Regions from separate parts of the Homo sapiens genome. Here all the other regions are linked to region 1. Evidence: chromatin loops called from intact Hi-C (ENCODE). Cell type or tissue: dorsolateral prefrontal cortex. All regions are shown on one strand.

Region 1 (8,000 bases):
ATGTCTCTTTAGCCTCTTTTAATTGACAACATCCTCACTACTTTTGTTTTATGTTTTTATGACATTGACTTTTTAAACAGTACAGGGCTATTTTCTTGTAAATAGTCCATATTCTGGATGTGTCTCATTGTTTCCTAGCCTCCTAGCCTGTCAGTGACTGGCTGAGCCCAGGGAAGCAGAGCAGGGAGGAATTATGTGAATTTCATGGTAAATAAAAGTTGTGATGTGTGGAGAGGCAGAATGGTGCCTTGGCAGAGAGCAGGACAAGCATTCAGGAGACCTGGCTTCAAAGCCCAACCACTGCCTACCAGTTGTCTGCCTCCTTGGACTTCCCCACCAACCCACCATGCATAATGGGGGACAGGCCCAGGTGATGTACATGGTTAGCAAATACAGCCTTAGGGAAGGGCTCAAAAAAGGATAGGAGCCCATGAGAGAACACAACAGTAAAATTGAAGGCAACCCCATTGGCCAAAACCGGAATGAATTGAGAAATAAGTAAACAAGAAAAGTATTGCATTATAATTCATAAAATAAATATCCACGATTCCTTACTGATATAAAAATAAAAATTCCAAAAATAAATTGGGAAGAAGGGATAGTTCTTACTTACAGAAGAATTCCAATTAATAAATGTAGATGAAATGGGAAAATATTTTTAAAAGTCACCATTAGGCAAACACCACAGTAATAATTATTACAGGCAAAAATCTACCAATGGCTGCTCAAATTAGTATAAGAAATTTTGAGGAGAAACAAAATAGTTGCATAGTGTCAAATACGTCCTTCAAGATATTCACTAATTATGAAGAGAAAAATGGTAATTTTACAGTGAAGAAAGCCAGCAGATACTGCCTTCACCAAATGATCAAGGTTAATTATCACCAGTAATAAGACTTATTGACATCATGTACTCCCTGATCCATAGACTGAGGTCATATCACCGTTGTATGCCTGCCAAAAATGCATAACCTCAATTCAATAGTGAGAAAACATCAAGCAAACCCCGATTGACAGTTATTCTGCAATATAACTGACTTGCCTTATTTAAAAGTGGCAGGGTCACAAAAGACAAGGAAAGACTGGAAAGACTGAGGAAATGTCACAGATTAGAGGAGACCAAGGAGACATGGCAACTGAATGCGATGTGAGATCCAATCAATGAAAGAACTGGTGAAATTCACATTAGGCCTGTTGCTTGATTAATAGTAATTAATAACACTCATAACATCACTAATAGTACCCATGTTAATTTCATGGTTTTGATCACTGTATTATGGTTATTTAAGATGTTCCTTTAACATTTAGGGAAGCCAAGCAATGCATATATGAGTACTCACTGTACATTTTTTGCACCTTTTCTGTAAGTCAAAATTTGTTTCAAAAGAAAAAGTTAAAAAAAAAATAGCCACATGTGTAAGTAAAGTTGAAGGTCTCCTAGCCACTGTGGTCTGAAGGACACAGATGAAAGTCCCCTACCTTCAATGTTTTCCCCTCCAGCAGCCTGTCAAGACGCCTGAAATCCCACCATTCAAAACACATTACTTTCTTTTTCTTTTTTTTTTTTTTTGGAGACAGAGTCTCACTCTGCCTCCCAGACTGGAGTGCAATGGCGTGATCTCCGCTCACTGCAACCTCCGCCTCCCAGGTTCAAGCAATTCTCCTGCCTCAGCCCCCTGAGTAGCTAGTATTACAGGCGTCTGCCACTACGCCCGGCTAATTTTTGTATTTTTAGTAGAGACAGGGTTTCATTATGTTGGCTAGGCTGGTCTCGAACTCCTGACCTCAGGTAATCCATTACTTTCAACGAATATTTTGTGTTTCTGAAAGTCCAGAGAGTCACGTAATGTATTTATTGAGCACTTTCTATGTTCAGGGACCTACTAGGTACTAGGGATAGGTAGTGGATAAGGCAGACAGCACCTCTGCCCCACTAGAGCTTATATTCAGCTGTAGCCTCTTAGTACAATGTTAAGATGAGTTGGTTTGCTTCAATTCCTACAGAGGCCATAAACCAGGATCCTAAGAAGAGGTAAATTTGGGTAAGTGAAAGAGGGGAGGCTAAAGCTTAGAGCATACAGCTGCTGAAAGATTTAAGAACTAAGCGTGACACTGAGACAAGTAGGATGGTGCACGAGGAGAAATACAGTTTGAGGAGTTGAATACACATGAAAACTGAATTGAACCTAAAATAATAATAGCCAACCCCTGGAAAGCACTGGTTATGTGGCAGGTACTGTTCTCATGAATTTATATGTATGGTAACTCCTTAGACCCTCACGGCAGCCCTGTGGGGCAAGGTACTGTTATTATCCCCTTTTGCAGATAAAGGAGCTGAGGCGCTGAGGGTCGCACAGCTGGTACGTGCTGGATGGAGTTGGGCCATGGGCCTGGGTAGTTTGTCTCTAGAGACAGTACACCTCACACGCATGGACTGCTGCTGTTCCCAGAGCTGAGCGACAACACTTTGGCACAGAGAAGGAAGGAGAATGGCAAAGCCAAGATCAAGTCCTCGTATCTAGGTCTAAAGGAGAGAAGAAGAAGAGGAAGAGGAAGAGGAAGCCGAGTCTTGCTTTGTGTGAGTGCTACTATGTCTTAAGCAGGATACCCAGTGCTTTCCCTGTATTAGTATCTAAAATTCATGCTTCTGAGATACTGTCATTCTCATTTTACAGAGGAGGCTTAGAGAGATGAAGTATTTTGCCCAAGGTCACATAGTTCTAGTAACAGGTGAAGCCAGGATTTAGCTGATTTATGGAAAGCTTTAGATTTGGTTGCTCTCAGTCTCACCACTGGCCTAGCACTAAATAAGCATGTGTTTCTCTCTCCCTCTCTCTCTCTCTCTCTCTCTCTCTCTCTCTCTCTCTCTCTCTCTCTCCTCTCCCCCCACCTTCCCTCTTCCTCTCCCTCCCCCTCTCCTCTCACACACTAAAGTTAATTATTTAATGCCCGTAATATATATCTTGAGGATGGCATTTTGCAGCACTGAGCTTTAAACAGTACATGTTTAAATACATTTAATCCAATGAATATTTCAAGGTAATTAATCTCCACAGCGTGAGAGAATGTTCAGGTTTCCCAGCACATCAAAATACATCTGAATCAGCTGAGGAAATGATTTGCACACTCTGCAGTGGGTTGAGAAAGATTCACTTAAAGACTTTCAGATCTGACTCCCTGGTGTTAACGAGCAGAAAGGCTGCTAAAGAGAAGGATTAAGGCGCCTCCTAGTGGTTATATTTATGCAAGGAGAGAATATGGCTAACAACTATTGGGCAAGAGGACTACTTGTTTGAGTTGGCTGGGGTGGAAGAGTTTTGTTTTGTTTGTTTTTGTTTTTGTTTTTGGAGAGTACTATCCTGCAAATGTGTGCACATACACATATGTACACACATGCATAATTCACATAATTTTTGTGTATCAAATACACATCACCATGGTACGTGGCACCCGTGTTATATGCTACTGTTTTATGAGTGTGGGAGTATGGTGGAATAACAGTGGGTGAGAATTTGCATGGGTGCCTACCCACATGATTTTGCCTGGACTCTCTAACCCTTCTGCAGGTGTTGAGATGACTATATTTGTTGAAGATTTAGTTTGAGCCTATAGAACTCAATGGATGGAGTTAATTGGCCTGATTTCCAACTCATGACGTTAATAGTAGTAATAGCTGCCATCAACTGAAGGATTATAGCTGTGGCCATATATATGTGTGGGTTTCATATGCTATATCTATATATTACTATACATAGTTATAGTTATTACTATAATATATAATACAGTAATTATTACTATATTACTATAATAATAACTATATCTAGTAATATACAGATAGCTATATATACATATAAATGTGTATATATAATCCCATGTGATCCTCTTGTCAATCCTGTAAGAGATTAGTGTCATTAACCCACATCACTGATGAGAAAACTGAGGCTCAGAACTTGAGCAACTTTTCCAAAGTCACACAACTTGTCAAAACCAGGCCTGCTGATTCCTGAGTCCATGTTATTAACTTTATACTGCCTCTGCATCACATTTCACACGGCAATGAACTTGTGCTAGCAGTATCAAATCAACTAATATTTATTATTTACCTGCTAGAGGCAACCTACTAGTAAAAGACACTGTGCTTGGTACTGTTGAGGGAACACACACACACACACACACACACACAAATTATGATGCCTATCCTCAAAAATTTAATAGTTTTATTGAATAAGATAATAAAGATAATAAAGACTTTAAAATTTAAGTCTTTTTTGAAAAAAAAATATTTAAGGTGACAGAATAACCTTAGAAGATAGGGCATTAGACAACACTTATTTAATTGCCAAATAAATAAGAATTACCATGGGGAAGGTCAATTCAGCGGGTATTTGAGCTGGGTTTTGAAAGTTGAGTGAGCGAAAGGGGCAGGTAGTGCTTTCCTGAAAGGAGGCTACTCCAGAGAGCCATGAAACACGGTGAAGTAGCCAGAAAACACTGGGCTGGGGACCTGGAGCCCCAGAGACTCAGTCACAGGCCTGCTGAGGACACTTAGGCAAGGCATCGTTGCCTCTTTACACCTCAGTCTCACCATCTGTACCTTTAGGCAATTGGCCCCACTCAGAACCTCTTTGGCCTAAAATTCTACATTCCGTAAGTCTAGCAATTTGAACTGAGTCATAGTCCATAAAGGACTACAGAGTGTCAGGAAGTTTTATTAGTGGTGGAGTGGCTGAGCTGTCATTTCAACCTGCTCACCATCTGGAGGAAAAAGGGGCAATACCTCTCATCCACACTCATAAACATGCTGAAGGGTTCCTTTCATGGTTAATGGCAGCACACCCTCTGGCACATGCGGAAGGACCAAAGATATGCAGTACCATTACCTAGATGGTGGGTATGGCATTACATATCAAGATGTTTTTCCTAGCATCATGATTTGGTGCCTTACACACGTCACTGTGTAATAGAAAAAAGACGGTATCATTGGGAACCCGACCTGAAAAAACAGCCCATTTGTGTACTTTCCCATGAATGGTTTGTAGTTCTCCACATGCACATTCTCATTTTATCTCCAGACCTTGGAAAATGCTGCTATCTCTGCTTGGAACAAACATACACACTCATACTCATGCACACACTCCTGTGCACATATACCTTTATTCATAATATTCAGTGGCATTTATTAGGAGGTATGAATCCCAGATGATAGCTCAAGAGCACAAGCAACATACTTTATTTATAGGTTAATACAGAGCAGAGTCCCTATTCTGGTAGGTGGGAAGCAAATTTGGAGCATCTCTCTGTCCTCTTGATTACATCTAGATTCTGGGGCGGAATGAGGGGGAGCTTATGTAATGTCCTTGATGTTTCCTGTCCACACTAGCTGAGAGATCCCCTGAGCTATCTGTTAGGGAGTTCACTGTGGAGATGTTCCTTGTTCCCAGCTCTCAAGCTTTCTTAGTGGCTTCTGTGCCCAGTCCCTGGCACACAAAAAATTACTCTGCCATGCCCTGCCGTGCCACATATGGTGCCTTCTCTACTCCCTCATACACCCCTCACAGCCACTTCCATCCCTCTCTGGGTAATTCTAGCCCTCCTGGGCCTTTATGCAGGAAAAAGGCACATGGGCCTTTAGCTCTTGGGCTCCACAAATCTATTTGGTGCTTCTGTGGTCTTTTCCCCAGGGATATATCTAAAAACTCAAAAGGAGAAGACTCCTCTTCAGGACCAGCAGTAGCTTGACTTTCCTTCCCCACCCCTCCTTTCTCTAGGAATTCTTTCTGAATTTCAGAAGTTGGAAGCTTTCAGAAAGCTTCTTCGTGCAAGAGTTCAGTCCAATCAGGAGAATGCCCTAGGCAGGTTCATAATAAGGAACATACAATAAAATAACTGATCTCTGGAGGTGTCAAGATCATACAAAAGACAAAGAAAGACCCAGGAACAATTGGAGACTGTCAGAGAACAGGGAGAAATGACAATCAAATACAATGTGGTATGTTGAATAGTATCCTGGAACAACAAAAACCAAAAAAAAAAAAAAAATACATTAGTGGAGGCCAGGCGCTACGGTAGCTCATGCCTGTAATCCCAACACTTTGGGAGACCGAGGGGGGCGGATCACCTGAGGTCAGGAGTTTGAGACCAGCCTGGCCAACATGGCAAAACCCCATCTCTACTAAATACACAAAATTTAGCCAGGCATGATAGCACATGCCTATAGCCCCGACTACTCGGGAAGCTGAGACAGGAGAATCACTTGAACCTGGAGGCGGAGGTTGCAGTGAGCCAAGATCACGCGACTGCACTCCAGCCTTGGTTAATGGTATTGTGCCAATGTTAATTTCCCAGTTCTGATCATTGTTCTATGTTTACACAAGATGTTAACAATTGTGATAGTATAGGTGAAAAATATATAAAAACTCTGTACTATTTTGCAATTTTTCAGTAGCCACATGTTCATTGCTAGTACATAGCAATAAATTCATTTTCGTATGTTCATCTTGTATCCTACAAGTTTGCTAAACTCACTTATTAGTTTTTATGTAGATTACTTGGGATTTGCTGTATAGACTACCATGTCATTTGCAAACAGGGACAGCTTTATTTCTCCTCTCTAATATGTATGCTTTCTATTTCCTTTTATTGCTTTTTTGCTTGGGTTAAAACGCCTATCACTGTGTTGAATAAGAGTGATGAGAGTGGAGATCCTTGTCTCGTTCCTGATCATAGCGGGAAAGCACATATTGTGTCATTATTGTATTTTTCAGTTCTAAAATTTCCATTTGGTTCTTCTTTATATCTTTTATTTCTTTGCTGATACTTTCTTTTTACTTTTCTAAGACTTTTAACTTTTGTTTCAAGTATGTTCATTAATGGCTCATTGAAACACTTATGATGGCTGTTATAAAATCTTTGTCATATAATTCTAAAATTTCTGGCATCATGGTATTGACATCTATTGACTGTCTTTTTCATTCAATTTTAAATCTTCCTGGTTCTTGATGTGACAAGTGATTTTCAACAGAAACCTGATCGTTTCTATTGAAATGATCTTTATCTTATCTGAACCTTCTGTTTTAGCTGACTTCTTCTGACACACTGCTCCAGCAAGGTGGTAAGGGGTGGAAGGGCATCTCATTTTTGCCAGGAGTAGGTTCCCCGCTCATCCTCCATGGGCACTTGACAGGATAAGGGATTCTTTGCTACTGCTAGGTGGGATTAGAAGTTCCAGCTTCCCACAAGGCCTCTCTACTGAGACTTCCCTAGCTGGGAGGAGTAGGAGTACCTTATTACTATTCCCCACATGGCCCCTGCTGACGCCATGCAGGTGGCTGAGAGGGTGGCTTTCTTACTGCTAGGCCTTCTCTATACTAGTCCACTGGGATGATGGAGGAGCACCTCATTACTGATAGTTTAGGGAAGAAGTCCAGGCTTCCCACATGGTCTCCACTGACACTGTGGAAGGGTGGGTCTCGTTATCACCCAGTGGAGATTAAAGTCCCAACTCTCTACTTGGCCTTCTCTGGCACCACCCCAGTAGGGGAGTTGGGACAGTTCATCACAGCTAGGTGAGGGTGGACATTTAAGCTCATAACTTGGTCTTTGTTGGCATAAGTGGGGTGGAGCAGCATTTTTTTCCTTTGGTGCTTGGCTGGAGTACAGAAATTATTACAGTTATCGTCTAAAAGTTTTCTGCCTTGCTAGGCTGCCTTTTCCTGGTCCACTGGTTAATGAGAACAGGCTTTTATTTGGGCTACGTTTGTTTGTGTCCATTGGTGTTTCTATGTTGCTGACTTCTTCAGCTCCAAGTCTGGGAAATACAGTGCAAAAAAGAAAACCCAGGGAACTCACCATTGTGTCATTATTTGGGTTCTGAAGTCCCTAGATGGTCTTTTATGGTCTTTTATACTTATGGAGAGAAATAGGTGGAAATATGTCTCCTCCATGTTCCTGGAAGTGAAAGTAAAAAACTGATTTTACAAATTTGAAAACATCTTGAATCA
Region 2 (8,000 bases), 130 kb before region 1:
AAAAAAGAAAACTATGTTTTTCAGTTTACCAAAATATATCAGGGACTTTAAAAATCTTTGCACTCTTTGCTTGATAAATTCCCATTCTAGGAATCTGGCTAAGGAAATAATTAGAGATTGGGACAAAGATTTATGCAGAAAGATGTTTATCACAACAGTTTTTACAATGGCAGGAAGTAAAAGCAATATCAATGTTTAAATATAAAGGAAAGTATACCTAAATTATACTGTATACATAGCATAAAGAAACTACATAAAAGGTTTTGATGATGTGGAGAAACACTTATGAAGGAAGTGGAAAAAAATCAGGATACAATACTGCATATAATCTTAAGTATATAAAAATATGACTATACTTCCCATCTGTTAGCATGTCTAAATAGAAAAGACTAAGGAAATACACTAAAAACTGATGGTGTTTTGTAGAAAGCAGAATTAATATTGTTGTTGTTATTTCTGCTTTAAATACTTACATATTTTCCATACATTCCATAATGAACACAGTTTGATGTTTGTAATTGGGGTAAAATGTAGAGCAATTAAAAACAGGAAGGTGGAATTTTTCTCAGCATAAGTTTGGCTTTTGATGAGATGGCATGTGTGTTACTAGTGACATATTTCTAAAGGACCATTTTGTGTGCTGCGTATTTTATTGGTGTGCTGTTATACTCTGGGGTTGCAAATTACGTGATGAGCTCGGCAATTTCTGGCTGCCAGAGCCTTGCTTTGCCCATCACTTCTATGATTTGCAGGCCTCCTTGGGCTCACCCAGAGTCATATGGATTGCTACATTCTGGGCTGCTTGGGTGTGACACTTTGGGATGGATGATGCCTTCAGTTCTTTAACAGCTGACTCTGTCTGTCTTTTGTGAAGGTGGCGCCCACCCATGGCTGATGGAACCAAGCACAGCTCAGCCACATTCAGAGGATTCCCTCTCCCAACAGAGCAGGCCCTTTATCTGTTTCCGTTTTATACTGAATGTTCCAAGGTGGCCTTGTATGGTAAATTTAGGTGCTGCCTGTCAGATGCTTCATCTCTCATGTCCTGTTTAGACCCAGAAGTCCCACATTTCTGAGTGTGTCTGTGAGGTACCATGACAGACATCACTGTTGGTGGCAGTGTTCACATGCTGCGCCAGACAGGAAATTTACATTGCATTCTCTCCATCACTCAATTCCCATAACTTCCAAAGAAAGCTTTACTATCCCCATTTTATGGCTGAAGAAACAGGCCCATAGGCTAAGTAATTTTCCTGAGGGTACCAGCAGATTTAAAGTTGAACCCAGAGCTGACTGACCTCAAGATTGGTGTTCTTTGATCTCACAGACTTAGGACAACCAAACTTTCAAAGATCCTAGTGGCACTTCCCTCACAGTCTATGTAAATTTCAGTTTTATCTACCTTTCAAAGCCCTTAGCTACTCAAAGGTAGAGCACACTGCCCCCAGAATGCCTATGGACATCCCATTTGTTTATGTATCTGTATCACTGTTAGGAGAAATCGTATTGATTTCTTTATACTACACCCTGGAGTTACATACTTAGGACTTGGATAGAGTCACTCGGTCTAAAAATTTTGTAACAGTGTTGTAAATGGATTTGGAAGAGATGTGTGAATGCGTTTGTGAGCCCTGAAGACAGGACTGCCAGGAATTAGAAGTCTGAGGCCCATGTTGCCCGAGAAGTGATCTATCACATGGTATTGTCGTCATGAAATAACAGGCACCACCAGCCTCACAGACATGCCTTTGATTTGGGGGGCAGGGGAGGTGTGGGCCCTTGTTCCTTCTAGGCAAGGCTCAAAGTGAATAGTATTCCTTGCTGTCATTGTTAATGAATCAAACGGTACCCAATGTTGAAACTGACATGCAGAAATTGTCCCCACAAAAAAATCTATTGGAAAAAGGAGGTGGTATCTTCTCTGTTCTCTGACCTGTAGGAAGAGAGGGGGTGTGTCCCAGGTCCCAGCAAATCCTGGAATGAAATGCACATCATAGTACCTCCCCCATAGGAAGACCACATAAAACTACCTAATTGTTTGAAAGACCAAACACTGTTCTCCTTTATACTACACTGGTTGGATAGATAAGAAATTGGAGTAAAACTTCACAGATGCAGAACCGTTCAAATATACATATGTGTTGTGAGCAATGGGACCAGCCCAAATTAGTGAAAAGTGTGAGTTACTGAATAATTGTTAAATGCTGTTTTATTGGTTTAAAAAGGCCAGACACTGGGAGACAATTCATAAATGTTGAGTGGGTGTTTCTATGAATAGAGTGGTAGATAAATGAGTAAATGGATAAGTGAATGAATGAATAAATGAAGGGTAATATCCTCATTTTAAAGTTGAGATCACATGAGGTATTGAACGTCAGAACCAGAATTTGGGTGTAAGGTGTCTGGCTCTAGAGTCTTAGTTTGTAACCACTAAGAGTTCATACATGCATGAATGAAGGAATGTTTGAATATCGTTTACTAGACCAGTATTATGCCGCTAGAGCATTTGAAAAGTGTGTTTCTGTGATTGCATATGTTGCTTTAAATGAGTCTAGAGCTCATCATCTCATGGATGGGGAAACTGATACCCAGAGAAAGGTCTTGGCTCTGGCCGCACAGCAGCCTGTGCCCAGTTGAGGCCAGGACTCAGACTTCTCCATGACACCTCCAGTCTCTCACTTTCCATTCCACAGTTGCTCCAGTGCTTTTGTGTGAACTCATCTCTCTGGTCCACATTTGGATTCCTTTAAAGGTTCCACCTTAGAGGATCCTAAACTGACCATTTACACAAGTTTTTCTCCAGTATGGTAGCCCTGGAGCCTCTCTTTACTCAGACTTTGTGGTGACTGACAGGGGCCAGTACTCTGGGACCCCAGTCTTTGCCATTTACTGAAGCTGGGATCAGCTTCTGGAAGAATCAGAGACCCTGCAGCTTGTTTCTAGCATAGACTTGGATTTCCTTTGCTGATTAGCTCACCAAGAGGGACACGGATAGTGCCAGGAAAATCAGTCTGGAACTCTAGGAAGGGCTTCTCCAGTATAATGCAGGTACAGATTTCCACCAGCAGGCAGCAGCAGAACCCAGCAGTTACAAATGCCACACCTGGAGGATGGCTGCCTGGGTTTGACACCTGACTTATCTGCCTAACTGAGTGACCTCAGGCAAGTCACTTATCTCTCTCTGCCTCAGTTGCCCCCTCCATAAAATGGGCACAATACTCACCTCATAAATTGTTCTGGGGTGCATATGGTATTATACACATAAAGAGCTTAGTAGTAGTGCCCACAGTAATCTCCCAATAAATGTTATGTATTATTTCATTATCACAATTAGCATTCTGTTAGAACACATTCCAAAGGATTATCCACATTAAGCATTGTTCTAGAGCTTTGTTTTATTGGAAACTGCAATGAAAAGGCCACCAGCTGGAGTCTTAGAGACCTTTTGTTTATCCAAAGAGCCTTTATAATTAATCTTTATAGTGAGATTGTTATATAAAAGTGCCAGGTACTAGTTCCTAGTAACACAAGGGCTGAAATGGATTTCAAATAAGGCAGTGACTTGTCCAAGGCCCATGGCTTGTTGGTCTCAGAGCTTTCAGAACCTTACCTTCTATCAGAAGACACAGTACTGGGTACAGCACAGCCACCTTTAGAGCACTCTGCCTTGGTCCAAAGCAACCACAGACAGACTTCTGTTAGAACACTGAAAAGAAAAAAAATCGTATTCCTTGGCACTTTTCCAATATTAAACAAAAGGTGTATTGATTAAATCATTACTTACAACTGTATTCCCTGAAATGGCTGCAGATTCATTTACATGCTTTTTCTTTTCAAGTCATGAACATGGAGACACTGAGTTCTCGATACATCCAAGAAAAGCATTTTGTGAGACTTTCCAATGATGTTGTCTTTCCTGGCAGTGACCTCTCTCTAACTTTACTGGGTCCATCCTTGTTTTTGCAGCTGTGCCTGAGCTGAAGCTTCTCTGTGGGGCAGACGTCTTGAAGACCTTCCAGACCCCCAACCTCTGGAAGGATGCGCACATCCAGGAAATAGTGGAGAAGTTTGGCTTGGTGTGCGTGGGCCGAGTAGGTCACGACCCAAAAGGTTACATCGCAGAATCTCCCATCCTACGGATGCACCAGCACAACATTCACCTGGCCAAGGAGCCTGTGCAGAATGAGATCAGTGCCACATACATCAGGCGAGCCTTGGGCCAAGGGCAGAGCGTAAAGTACCTGATTCCCGATGCTGTCATCACGTACATCAAGGACCATGGCCTCTACACCAAGGGCAGTACCTGGAAAGGCAAAAGCACCCAGAGCACTGAGGGCAAGACAAGCTAGGGAGGGGGGACTCAGCACCCACACCTCCTCCAACAAGCTCCTGCTGGGGAGAGGGCTGTTAAGGTTTCTGTTTTACTTTGGTTTTTGCTTCTCCATTTTTCATTTGCTTTATTTCTACAGTGATTCTACTTCTGAGGAGTCTTCTGTCCCAGGAAGAGATACCTTCTTTACAGGAGAGGAAAGGTCTAAATCACAAGGATAGACATTTATCAAAGAAGTTAAAATGGTGTGGCAGGTCATTAGGATTAGGCAGAATCTCTCAGAGCTGCTGGACAAGGAGGTCTACTTATTTTGTGTGGATGGTAATTATGGCATGCACGCTGAATGCAGTTCTGAGCATGGCAGCGGCCCCTGAGGGTCAGATCAGAATTGCCCACAATGTGTTTTTTAACTAGGACCAGGTGCAGCATGCTAGTCTTGATTGGAAAGATTTGACAGGATGCTAATTACTGAACAGTGGGTTTTGTCAACGCCCTGGTTTCAGAATATGAACTGAGGAGTCAAACAGTTGGAAACAGCACATTGCTGATTTACACTGGATCTTGCCTTAGAAACCATTGTCTGCCTGCCTAACCAGCTTTTCATAAAATTTAAACAAAACTCTTTCTACGTAGTGATCCTCAAGCAATATTTTTGATACAGCAAGTGTCAAACTTGCTATAGCATAAAAGCCGGGGCTCCTGATTTCCAGGTTTCTAAAAAGGAACTGAGGTAAAACAGATGCCTGACCGTTTTAAAGGATCTTTTTTAATGTTTTATGACTGCCTGTCTGTTTGAATACTGGCAAAGGGATAAATAATAAATTGACATCAAAAAGTACTAATGAAAAATTTCTCTTTTTTCTTCCTTTGTTATATTATTAATGCCTGATGTACCAGCTGTTGCTCTTCTTTTTAGCTGCTTCATGAAATTTGCTACTGTTCCAATTGAACTGGCATGAATTTAAAAGTTTGTGTTTCCAGGTAGTAGGAATGGAGGAAGCAATTGCTTTTTGGTGCCACACAAACGGCCTTCTAAAAGAAACCACTGGGCCGATAGCTCTTTTCAGGTAGGTCTCTGAAATATTAGAACAGGGGCCTCATGTGCATGTAGGATTTGTCATTCCGTTACCAAATTAGGGAAAGGTTTTGATTGGCCTAATTATGTTTGGGTTTACTCATTATACTTGCTGACCACATGACTGAATGCATTCAGAATTTACGTCTCCATGGTTTTACTCTGGTTCATCCTTGCTACAGGTTTAGTCATGCAGAAAAACAAAGGGCCCGTTAGGAAGAATCTATTTTCTCCCCCCCCGCAAAACATCTCAGTGTTTGCATATGTGTCATGAAGTGAAGTAGGAAATCAGGATTTTCTGGATCCAGCAAGGTCAGGGTGGGGAGCAGATTTTGATCCCTGCAACCGCTGAAGCTGCCAGCCATTCCTCACCCTAAATGAACTCTGCACTCCAAGAGGTCCCTAAGGACCCTGAGAATCCAGGGGGATAGGAATCAGACAGCCTTGTCCAAAAGCTGCCACAGCAAGCTGTGTGACTTTGACTAACTCCCTTCCCCCACTGTGAGCCTCCATTTCCCTGCCTCTAAAATGGGAGGTTTAATCAGACACCTCTAAATTATCTTCTAGTTCTGGTTTTCTAAGACTCTGAGTGCCTCTGACTTCAGCCTACCCAGCCTTCTTTGGATCCAGTGCATGTCTAGCCAGACTGGAAGCTCCCCAGGGGCAGAGAATCTTTGTTTCCAGGGTCCCAGAAAGGGCCCTAATTATATGGATCTCTAATTTCAAATCAATAATTTTTATTCTTATTTCTGGAAAAGGGCCTTCAAAATTATACAAGGTTTTGACTCTACAAAATGGATTTGCCATTTGCCCTGATGACAGTGTAGACAGAAGGGAAGTGACAATGTATTTGAGACCTGAAGGGTGAGTTCACAAGATCTGGGGATGGGTGGAGGCAGCTGGCTTTCAGGAAGAGGGAACATCACATGCAAAGGCCTTGAGGAAGAAGAGGCCAAAATGTGCAGCATGCTGAGCTGGATTCATCATCACTTCCTGGAGAAGGGGTACCTTATTGCATCATGCACCTGACAGCAGGTGTCTGAAGCCCCCATGCCCCTGTCCAGGCTTTCCATAGGCTCAGGGCACCAAGTCCAACCAGTCTGGAGGTGATGTCATCATCTCCCTGATCCATGTGTGCATCATGCAGCCCCTACCAGGCAAAACATCCATTTCTGAGCCTTTATGTTGTCTCTTTCTAAAATAAAACAACAAAACCTACTTCATTAAATACATATATAAATAAAACATTATATGTCTTAATTTCTGTACTCTCACTTTATCTCATTGATTCATGTAGCCTCCTTTTTTTAGCATCAGAAGAGAAATATGTATCACTGCTGTGCTCCTGACTTATTGTGTTAACACTGACCTGCATACCTGATTCCACATTCCTTTCCGTTCCCTCGGGTCTTTTCTGCATCTGCTTTGCCAGGGTGTTTTGTTTATTTTGCAAGAACAGAAAAACAGTGGTTTGGGCTCCTGAGTAAATAGAATTTCCAGCCTTAAATAAAGGTTCTCCTGTGATAGCATGTAGTGCCCAAATGAGAGGAGCTCTGTATCCTAGCCTGAGGAAAGGATTTTTCATTTATAATACTGTCTGTGTCACTTGGGACGGAATGATGTGAAATCCCATGTTAAACCAACAGCGCTCCAGATTTGCAAGGTACATTTGGTAATTGGGTTAATACATGAATATGAATTTCCTTATCCCCATCCTCACACTTTCTAGGCTAACAGTATTTCTGCCCTCCCTTTCTGCAAGGATCTTCATGCACAGATTGTGTTCAGTTTCAGTCATGAAGTTATTTTCCTGGATCAAAAATTGGCATTATAGATATACATGTGTGACTAATAAACAATCTGTAATAATGCATCTAGGCACACGCCTCAGAGTATTTTAGTATTGTTGAAATAACCTCATAGAGGATTGTTCATGGCACCACAGACTGTGAGGACTAGAGGGAATCTTCAAATTCATCTTGTCCTACATTTCCAAATTATCAAATATGTAAATCCCACAAATGAATGGAGTTTCACTACTAGAAAGAATAATAATAATGTGTTCTGTGCATGAGTTTGGGGAGGCCTCCTTTCTGTTCCCCTGTTGAAAATCTATAATGTGTGGAGTGCGTGCCCTCTCAGTCCTACCTTCTATACACCCGCTGTATGGAGCTGCTTTTCTCCATCCCTTCTGTTGCTTCTCCATCCAAACTGCCATCATCTCTCACTTGGATCACCCAACAGCCTCCTAACAGGATGCCCCAATCCAGTCCTGACCCCTCCAGTCCATTCTCCACATAGCAGGTAGGGCAGCTGTATGTGTGTGCAAATCTGGTCATATTACTTCCCTTCCCAAACTCCTTCTGAGGGACATTAAGAAAATGAAAAGATAAGCCACAGACTGGGGAAAAAATTGCAAAATGTATATCTAATAAACAATTTAAATTCAGGATATCTAAAGAACTCTGATGACAAAAATAAGAAGACTAACAACTCAATTAAAAAATGACCAAAAGATTTGACTAGACATGTGCGGGAGACGGGAACACAGCAGGCCTGATGTTGCTCTGTAGAAGGGTCTGCCTGTGGAGCTGG
Region 3 (8,000 bases), 81 kb before region 1:
TGACCTGTGTATACCAAGGCAGAAAAAGCTGGTCTGCAGAGAGAAAAATAAAGCAAATATGCAGAGAGAAGCCTGCAATGGAAGTTTCCATGTTCCTGGTGGCTTTTTAGATTGTGGACACAATAATCCTTTGTCAGGCCAAGTGACACTTCCCACTGGAAGACCTTAAGACTTATTCCTGTAGCTTCATATCACATTTCTCTTTCAGGCTTAAGCCAGTAGAATTTTGTTACTTTAAACTATAAGAATATTTTCTAAAATAGCCACTAATTTGGTAATTATCACGTACCTCTTGAGATTTCCCAAGATGGTTGTCTTGTATTGCTATTTTTTTCTATAATGTTTATATAAATATAATATTATATATAATATACACTTATACTTTTATTATATGAGTCTTATACATATAATAGCTTTGTTTTATACATAATCATGTGAGTTTGTGGGGTGGGGAGGCTACACTTAGCATATCTCTGCCATACATACCCTCTCACCTTCTTGAAGTAATTATATCAATTTTTTTTTTTTTGAGATGGAGTCTCACTCTGTCACCCAGGCTGGAGTGCAATGGTACAATCTCGGCTCACTGCAACCTCTGCCTCCCAGGTTCAAGCAATTCCGGTGCCTCAGGCTCTGAAGTAGCTGGGACTAGAGGCGCCTGCCACCACACCTGGCTATTTTTTATATTTTTAGTAGAGACAGGGTTTCACCATATTGGCCAGGCTGGTCTTGAACTCCTGGTCTCGTGATCTGCCCGCCTCAGCCTCCCAAAGTGCTGGGATTACAGGAGTGAGCCACCAAGCCCAACTCAATTTTTTAAATTACTTCAAATACATGATCACTTGTAAACATGTTTAGCTCTGAAGTGTGGAACTTAGAGGGCCAGGAGGAAAAGCATGACACTTGACTTTTACTTTTCATTTTATATCATGTTATATGATTTAAGTCATTTTAAAATGAGAATATATTCTCTTTATAATTAAGAAAAAGCTAATACCTCCTAATGAATGAATGAATCAAGGCAGTGATATCATAAAATAGAGAGGCAACCAGGAGGTGCTTGTGCCTCCTACAACACAGCACCTATGACGTGGTCTGCCAAGAGGTCAACTCTGAACCTGATCAAGACTTTGGATCTAGCTACAAATTTACAGAAAATGCAGAGATAGAGGGACAAATTAAAGGACATTATAGGGATGCAATCAGTAAAATGTAGACTGAGAGAAATTCTACAGAAGACTGGTTTCTTCTTGAAATAAATTGCAAGGAACAAAAAAGAAACCAAGAAGGAACCCACAGACTAAAGGAGATTCAGGAGACATATCAATCCATTGTACTACATGGCCTGTATTTGAAGGCTAATTTGAACAAATAAACTGTAAAAACAAAATAAACTTTAAAAAGGTAATTAGGGAAATTTGTAAACTGATTGGATATTTGATATTACCAAAAATACTGTACTGCTAAATTTTCAGGTGTGACAATGGCATTAAGGTCATGTATGTTAAAAGTTCTCTTTTAGAAATATATGCTAAAATATTTATGGGTAAAAGGGCATAATGTCTGGGATTTGTTTCAAGATAACTGAGGAGGAAAATAATAGCAGGAATGGAGTTGAAATGAGACTTGCCATGAGTTGATAAATTTTGAAGCTGGGTGATGGGTATATGGAATTCATTCAACTATCTTGGCTGCTTCTATAGATGTTTGAAATATTTCATGATTAAAAACTTTTTTAAAAGCAAATTAAAATAAATAAAATTTAAAATAAATAAGCCTGAACAAAATCAAACTCCATCTGGCTTCACTGTGAATCCCCTTGCAGAGCTGGTTGGCAGGGTTAGGCAGGCACTTTCCACTGTAGATCAAAGTACGGAAAGCAATCACTTCTCCTGGAAGGGAAGATGGAGGGTGAAGCTGCTTGTGAGTGGAAGCTGAGAAGCTGCAGTGCACTCTGGCCATCTGGTCTCCCTCAGCTCACAGGTGCTCTGGTTTCTAGGGCTGCACTGGGAAATGTGGTGCCAGCACCATGACTACAATACATCTCCACTCCATCTCAGCTAGCTTGCTCTACCACCCATCTGCAGCCAGCTTTCTCTGGCATAAACCATCCACATGGACCTCTGTAGCCAAGGGGCTGTTCAGAGGTGTGTGGGAATAATGGATCATCTGGAGCCAGATTCAGGTTCAGGTGCCCCAGTAGTCCAGGAGTGGCGGTAGGAGGCCACATCAAGGCAGTGGAATGGAGAGGAGGGGTGTTTGCAAGCAGCAATGCTAAGGGAGAATCCAAAGGACTTATTGAATGATCACATATAGAGAGAGAGAGAGATGGGAAAGCAGAAGAATCCAGAAAAAAATTCCCATCAAAAGTGCAGGGCAGTTTATTTCCTTTATATCCTTCGATCTTCACCATGAGTGTAGTGGACCACTGCCAATTTGCTTGTTGCACCTCTGTTCCTGAGGCCAACATGGAGGACAGCAGGGCACAAGAGATGAAGAGGTGCTTCCTTATTTAAGCAGCAGGAGTCAGTCCTTCCTGAAGTCAGTCCTAACCCTGTACTTTTTACTTATAAGTCAATAAGCAAACCCAACCCTTAACTAGTATGAGTTGGGGTTCTATTATTTGCAACTAAAATAGTCCTAACATAACAGTCTTGTGAGATAAATATTATTATCCCCATCTTCTTGATAAATAAATTGAATCTCTGAGAAGTTAATAAAATTGGTTAAAAGTATGCACTTATATATGTCAAAATAAGATATTCTTTCTTCCTAACCCATTTTTTTCTTTCCTCATTCATCTTTTATTTGAACTACAGAATAAGAGATTTTTGTGAGCATTGAGGTTATATAACAGGAGGTAGTCTCAGTGTTAACCAGAGAATTTTCCTGTAGACATTTAAGTTTGTTTGTTTGTTTGTTTGTTTTTGATACAGAGTTTCATTCTTGTCGCCCAGGCTGGAGTGCAATGGCATGATCTCAGCTCACTGCAACCTGTCTCTCTGATTCAAGCAATTCTCCTGCCTCAGCCTCCCAAGTAGCTGAGATTACAGGCCTGCACCACTACACTCAGCTAATTTTTTTTTTTTGTATTTTTGTATTTTTGCATTTTTGGTAGAGATGGGGTTTCACCATGTTGATCAGGCTGGTCTCAAACTCCTGACCTCAGGTGATCCACCCGCCTTGGCCTCCTAAAGTGCTGGGATTACAGGCGCGAGTCACCACACCCTTAAGTTTTAAAACTTAAGTACATTTAAGTTTTAAAACTAGAAGGAACTAAAGCCCCCTCCAATGCTGCCTAGGACTTCTAAGATCTAATCTGGCACCCACCACCCCACTACCACAAACACACCATTCTAACAGATCCTAGACCCTGGAGGTGGGAGATAGGAGGTGAGGGGAGCAGAGTGGTGATAAGACTTAAGTAGATGAAGCAGTGGAGAAGGAGGATAGAGACCTAGAGGAGAAGAGAGCTGAGGTGGTTTTAAAATATTTTGGCAAATTCTTTGACACAGCTTCTTCAAAAGGTGCAGACTAATTTCCTTTCACTTGAATGTGGACTGGCAGCAGAAGTAATGGTGTGTGACTTCCAACTCTAGGTCACAAGAGGTATAGCTTTCTCCTTGCTCTCTCTTCTGGACCACTTGATCTGAAGGAAGCCAGCCACTAGGTCATGAGGACATTCGAGCAGCCCTGTGGAAAGGCACATGTGGAGAGCAACTGAGACTTCTCACCCACAGCCTGTGAGCCACCATTAAGAGAAGATTCTCCAGCCCAGCTAAGCTACTCTTAAATTCTGGACCCAGAGGACTGTAAAATAATAAATATTTGTGTTATTTCAAACTACTAAGTCTTGGGGTAATCTGTTACAAAGCAATCAATAACTAATAAAGGAACTCTCAGATACACAATCAGGTTGGTTTCTGGAACCAGGAAGGACTGCTGTGCCCTGTCTTGTGAACCCCATGTGTCTGGCACACCAGTTCACAGCAAGACTTTCTTTCCACTCTGCAGGGTTTTGTAGGCAGAACTAAGAGGCAGCACTGGGATTGGCACCTGGGTCTCTGTGATGCCAAAGACTCTTCCCTTCTCATGAGGACACATTGCACAGTCTGGGTGCCAAGAAGCTACAAAAAGGGGACCCTGTAGCAGGTGGGGGAAAGAGCTAACAAACCTCAACTTGTTCTGAATCCTAAAGAGTCCAAAACTAAAGGATAGAATAAGATGCCAGTTCTCCTATCAACTTAATTACTTAATTAACTCAATGGAAATGTGATTAAGGTAGAGATTGAGATGAGATCATACCGGATTATGGTGGTCCCTAAATCCAATGAGTCTCTCTTTATAAGAGATAGAGACACACACACAGAAGGAGGCAATGTGAATATGGAGGCAAAAACTGGAGTGATGTGTTCACAAGACAAAGAATGCCAAGGGTTGCTGGCAACCACTAGAAGATAGCAGGGACCATTGAACAGATTCTCCCCTTGGAACCTGCAGAAGGAACCAACCCTGCCAACATCTCGATTTTTTTCTTACTTCTGGCCTCCTGAACTGAGAGAATAAATTTCTGTTATTATAAGCCACGAAACAAAAACACCAAGACAAACAAGAACAAGAACAACTACAACAAGAGCAATAACCCCAATGAAATAAAATAAATAAATGAGAGCAATATCAGATAACAATTTCAAAATGGCCTTGGGGGATTGAGATATCTCCCTGAAGTCTTTCATTCCTCGGTAAATGTGTGTTGACCACTGGCTCAGTGCTGAAACCATGACTGGCCATTCACTCAGGAAATGTCACATCAGGACAAGGGACTGAATGAGTACTCCAGAGGGCCAGTGCTCCAGGAGCTTGCTGGCATCTAGAGGGCAGTGTGAGATGCAGGAATCTAGAAAGACTCCCTGCAAGGGGGTTAAATACTTCCAAAGCTAAGGGGATATTTCTAGCAAGCACAGATACACAACCCCAGGTGTAGCGCTGTAGGCTGGTCCATTGTGTGGGGGCATTACCAGAAGGAAGAAGTATCTTTCTGCTTCTAAAAGAAGAACCTTAAGGGAGCAAGGCCTTAATCCAAAAAAGTGCTCTTAGACCCTCTGTGATGTCTCAGACACTGTGAGAAGTGGCAGGGGAGTTAGTTTCAGGGAACTTCCAGTGCCCACAGTAGCACCTTAATTCCTGTCATGTAGCATCTGCCCTGCTCATTTTGGTGTTTAAAGCCCCCTGAAGTCCCTTTTCTGAAAATCTGAACACTCTCTTTCTGTTTGAGCTAGGCTTGTCTCCTGAAGTGAATGTGATGGCTCCTGCACGACATTATTTTCCTTCCCATTTTCTCCTGAAAAATGCCTGATCCTTCCCTTTCTAGCAATTCTTACGAACTTGCTCAAAAAGTGCTTCCTCCAAGAAGCCCTCCTTGAGTCACTCTTTTCTAACTAAGTTTACTCAATTTCAGTTGGTTTGGTTCTGCTGAAATCTTGGCAGACAGGGGCCAAGTCAGGTTGCATATCAAGGAACTCTTTCTTACTGACCCATTTGATGACCACAGGGCCTCCATTAGACTTTCTCTAGCCAGGCAGGACCTAGTCTCATGCTGTTCACCTCTCCCTCTCTGCTGCTCCCTGAGTTCTCTAAGTTACTGGGTACAAAACTGTGCAATAAGTTAATTAATAGCCTGAACTTCACACAGTGTGTTTATCAGCCCAACCTTGATCATGCTTACATTTATGGCCCTTCTATGAAGACCTCCAGACCGTGTTAAGAAATCTTCCTGCCACGTAGCCATAGGTGGGGACCTTTGGCCCACAAAAGAGGCCACCTCTGAGAGGGTGCTGTTCTTCAGATGAGGTGGGCATTGCATCACCTAATCTGGGGTATGAAGATAATGCTTGGATATGTCTTCAGAAAATCTCTGCTCTTTTGCACTTTGGGACTCTCATTATTTTATAGCCCCTGATTAATAAACCCTCAAGGTTGCTGTAATCAACCACAGATTTTTCCCCCCAAGCCCTGCCTATTCTTCAAGACTCAGCTAAAAGCCCTACCTAAGCAAGATGACTTTCCCTTTGCCCTAGATAACCACTGCTGGCTAACATTATATCATTAATAAATTTTATTCTTTTTGTATTCTACTTACTCCCTTAAAAACCTTTGAATTAAACTGTAAATCAAAATTTAAATAGCAAAATGGTTAGAAATTGGTGATAATATTAAAACTACATGGGAAAAATATTTGCAAATTACATATTTGACAAAGGACTCATATCTAAAACAATATGGAACTCTCTAAACTCACCAGTTAAATAAAAAAAAAATCCAATAAGAAAATGGGCAAAAGACTTGAGTGGACATTCCACCAGTGAAGAAACAGAGATAGTAAACAAACACATTAAAAGATGTTTAACACAATTAGACATTAAGAAAATCCACATTAAAACCACAGTGACATACCACTAAATACTTGTTAGAATGGCAAAAATTAAAAATACTGATAATACTAAATGCTAGCTGGTACTAGTGCAGAAATAGACACATAAACCAATGGAACAGAATACAGAACCCTGAAATAAAACTGCACACCTACAACCCACTGATCTTTGACAAAGTCAGCAAAAATAAACAATGGGGAAAAGATACGCTAGTCAATAAATGGTTCTGTGAAAACTCCCTAACCATATGCAGAAGAATGAAACTGGATCCGTATCTCTAATCATATACAAAAATTAACACAAGATGGATTAAAGATTTAAATGTAAGACCTCAAACTACAAAAATCTGAGAATAAAACATAGAAATACACTTCTGGGCACTGGTCCAGGCAAAGAATTTATGACTAAATTTTCAAAAGCAAATGCAACAAAAACAAAAATTGACAATTGGGACCTAATTAAACTAAAGAGCTTCTGCCCAGCAAAACAAAACAAAACAATCAACAGAGTAAACACACAACCTACAGAATAGGAAAAAATATTTGCAAACTGTGCATCTGACAAAGAATCTATAGAAAACTTGAATAAATCGGCTGGGCGCGGTGGCTCATGCTTGTAATCCCAGCACTTTGGGAGGCTGAGGCAGGCGGATCACGAGGTCAGGAGATCCAGACCATCCTAGCTAACACAGTGAAACCCCGTCTCTACTAAAAATACAAAAAATTAGCCAGGCATGGTGGCAGGTGCTTGTAGTCCCAGCTACTCAGGAGGCTGAGGCTGGAGAATGGCGTGAATCCCGGGAGGCAGAGCTCGCAGTGAGCCGAGATCGCGCCACTGCACTCCAGCCTGGGGACAGAGCGAAACTCCATCTCAAAAAAAAAAATAACAATAATAATAATAATAAGCATAAGGACAATAGGAGGAAGAAATTGCTAAAGCAACAAGCAGAAATTAATGACACTGAAAACAAAAATAAAACAAATCTAAGAGTTGGATATTTAAAAATAAAGACACTACTACCTAATAACCAAACTAAGAAAAAATAAGAAATCACAAATACATAAAACTAAAAATAGAATGGGGAAACAGCCACTGATACAGAGGAAATAAAAGTAAATACAATTATTTCCTCAAAAAATGGAAAATTTTCAAGTAAAATAAGAAACACCAAAACTGGTCCTAGAATAGGCAGAAAATCTAAAGAGACCAATTGCCTTAGATGAAATCAAGAAAGTTATCAAGGAAATATCCTTTCCCACAAAAGCACCATGCCCAGATGGTATCATAGGCAATTTTTAATTAAATCTTCAAGGGGCAAATGATACTACTGCATTTTTTCTTTCAAGGTTTCGTGTGTGTGTGTGTGTGTGTGTGTGTGTGTGTGTGTGTGTATAACTTTGTTCCTTTTTGTCTTTGTTCTTTCATTCTCTCCACTTTAATGTTAGCATATTTTTACAAGATGTGCATTGTTCCATGGTACTATATTTTTAACTTATGTAAATGAGATTGTGTTATATATCTCATTGTGTTTCCTACATTTTTTTTTGCTTCATTCATTTGGGAGGGGGG

Evidence for each region. A loop is a pair of places that touch in the nucleus more often than their neighbours do. Peaks named below come from ENCODE experiments on the same cell type or tissue, not always from the same donor. Only the 100,000 strongest peaks of a DNase experiment are listed, where the experiment ranks them.
Region 2: it touches region 1 in a loop (13-fold over the local background); 88 of 110 quality-filtered maps call a loop at or near these places.
Region 3: it touches region 1 in a loop (6-fold over the local background); 6 of 110 quality-filtered maps call a loop at or near these places.

What each region holds. Positions count from the first base shown.
Region 1 is chr3:139,422,963-139,430,962 of GRCh38, reverse strand. It overlaps COPB2-DT (COPB2 divergent transcript), which reads right to left. Exons shown (of 5, transcript NR_121609.1): 3 at 7,849-7,947. Among named protein-coding and RNA genes, the nearest start is that of COPB2-DT, 37 kb to the right of the region's middle. In dorsolateral prefrontal cortex, CTCF peaks have their summits at 3,028 and 3,227 (motif pointing left); no DNase peak of the experiment used is centred here; H3K27ac peaks cover 353 bases.
Region 2 is chr3:139,557,359-139,565,358 of GRCh38, reverse strand. It overlaps NMNAT3 (nicotinamide nucleotide adenylyltransferase 3), which reads left to right. Exons shown (of 7, transcript NM_001401600.1): 7 at 3,967-5,168. The coding sequence ends at 4,349. All of the region lies in intron 3 of COPB2-DT (COPB2 divergent transcript), which reads right to left. Among named protein-coding and RNA genes, the nearest start is that of RBP1, 22 kb to the right of the region's middle. In dorsolateral prefrontal cortex, CTCF peaks have their summits at 2,876 and 3,075; a DNase peak (open chromatin) is centred at 3,069; H3K27ac peaks cover 2,197 bases.
Region 3 is chr3:139,503,844-139,511,843 of GRCh38, reverse strand. The region is part of intron 3 of COPB2-DT (COPB2 divergent transcript); the gene reads right to left. Among named protein-coding and RNA genes, the nearest start is that of RBP2, 31 kb to the right of the region's middle. In dorsolateral prefrontal cortex, CTCF peaks have their summits at 4,662 and 4,866; a DNase peak (open chromatin) is centred at 4,847.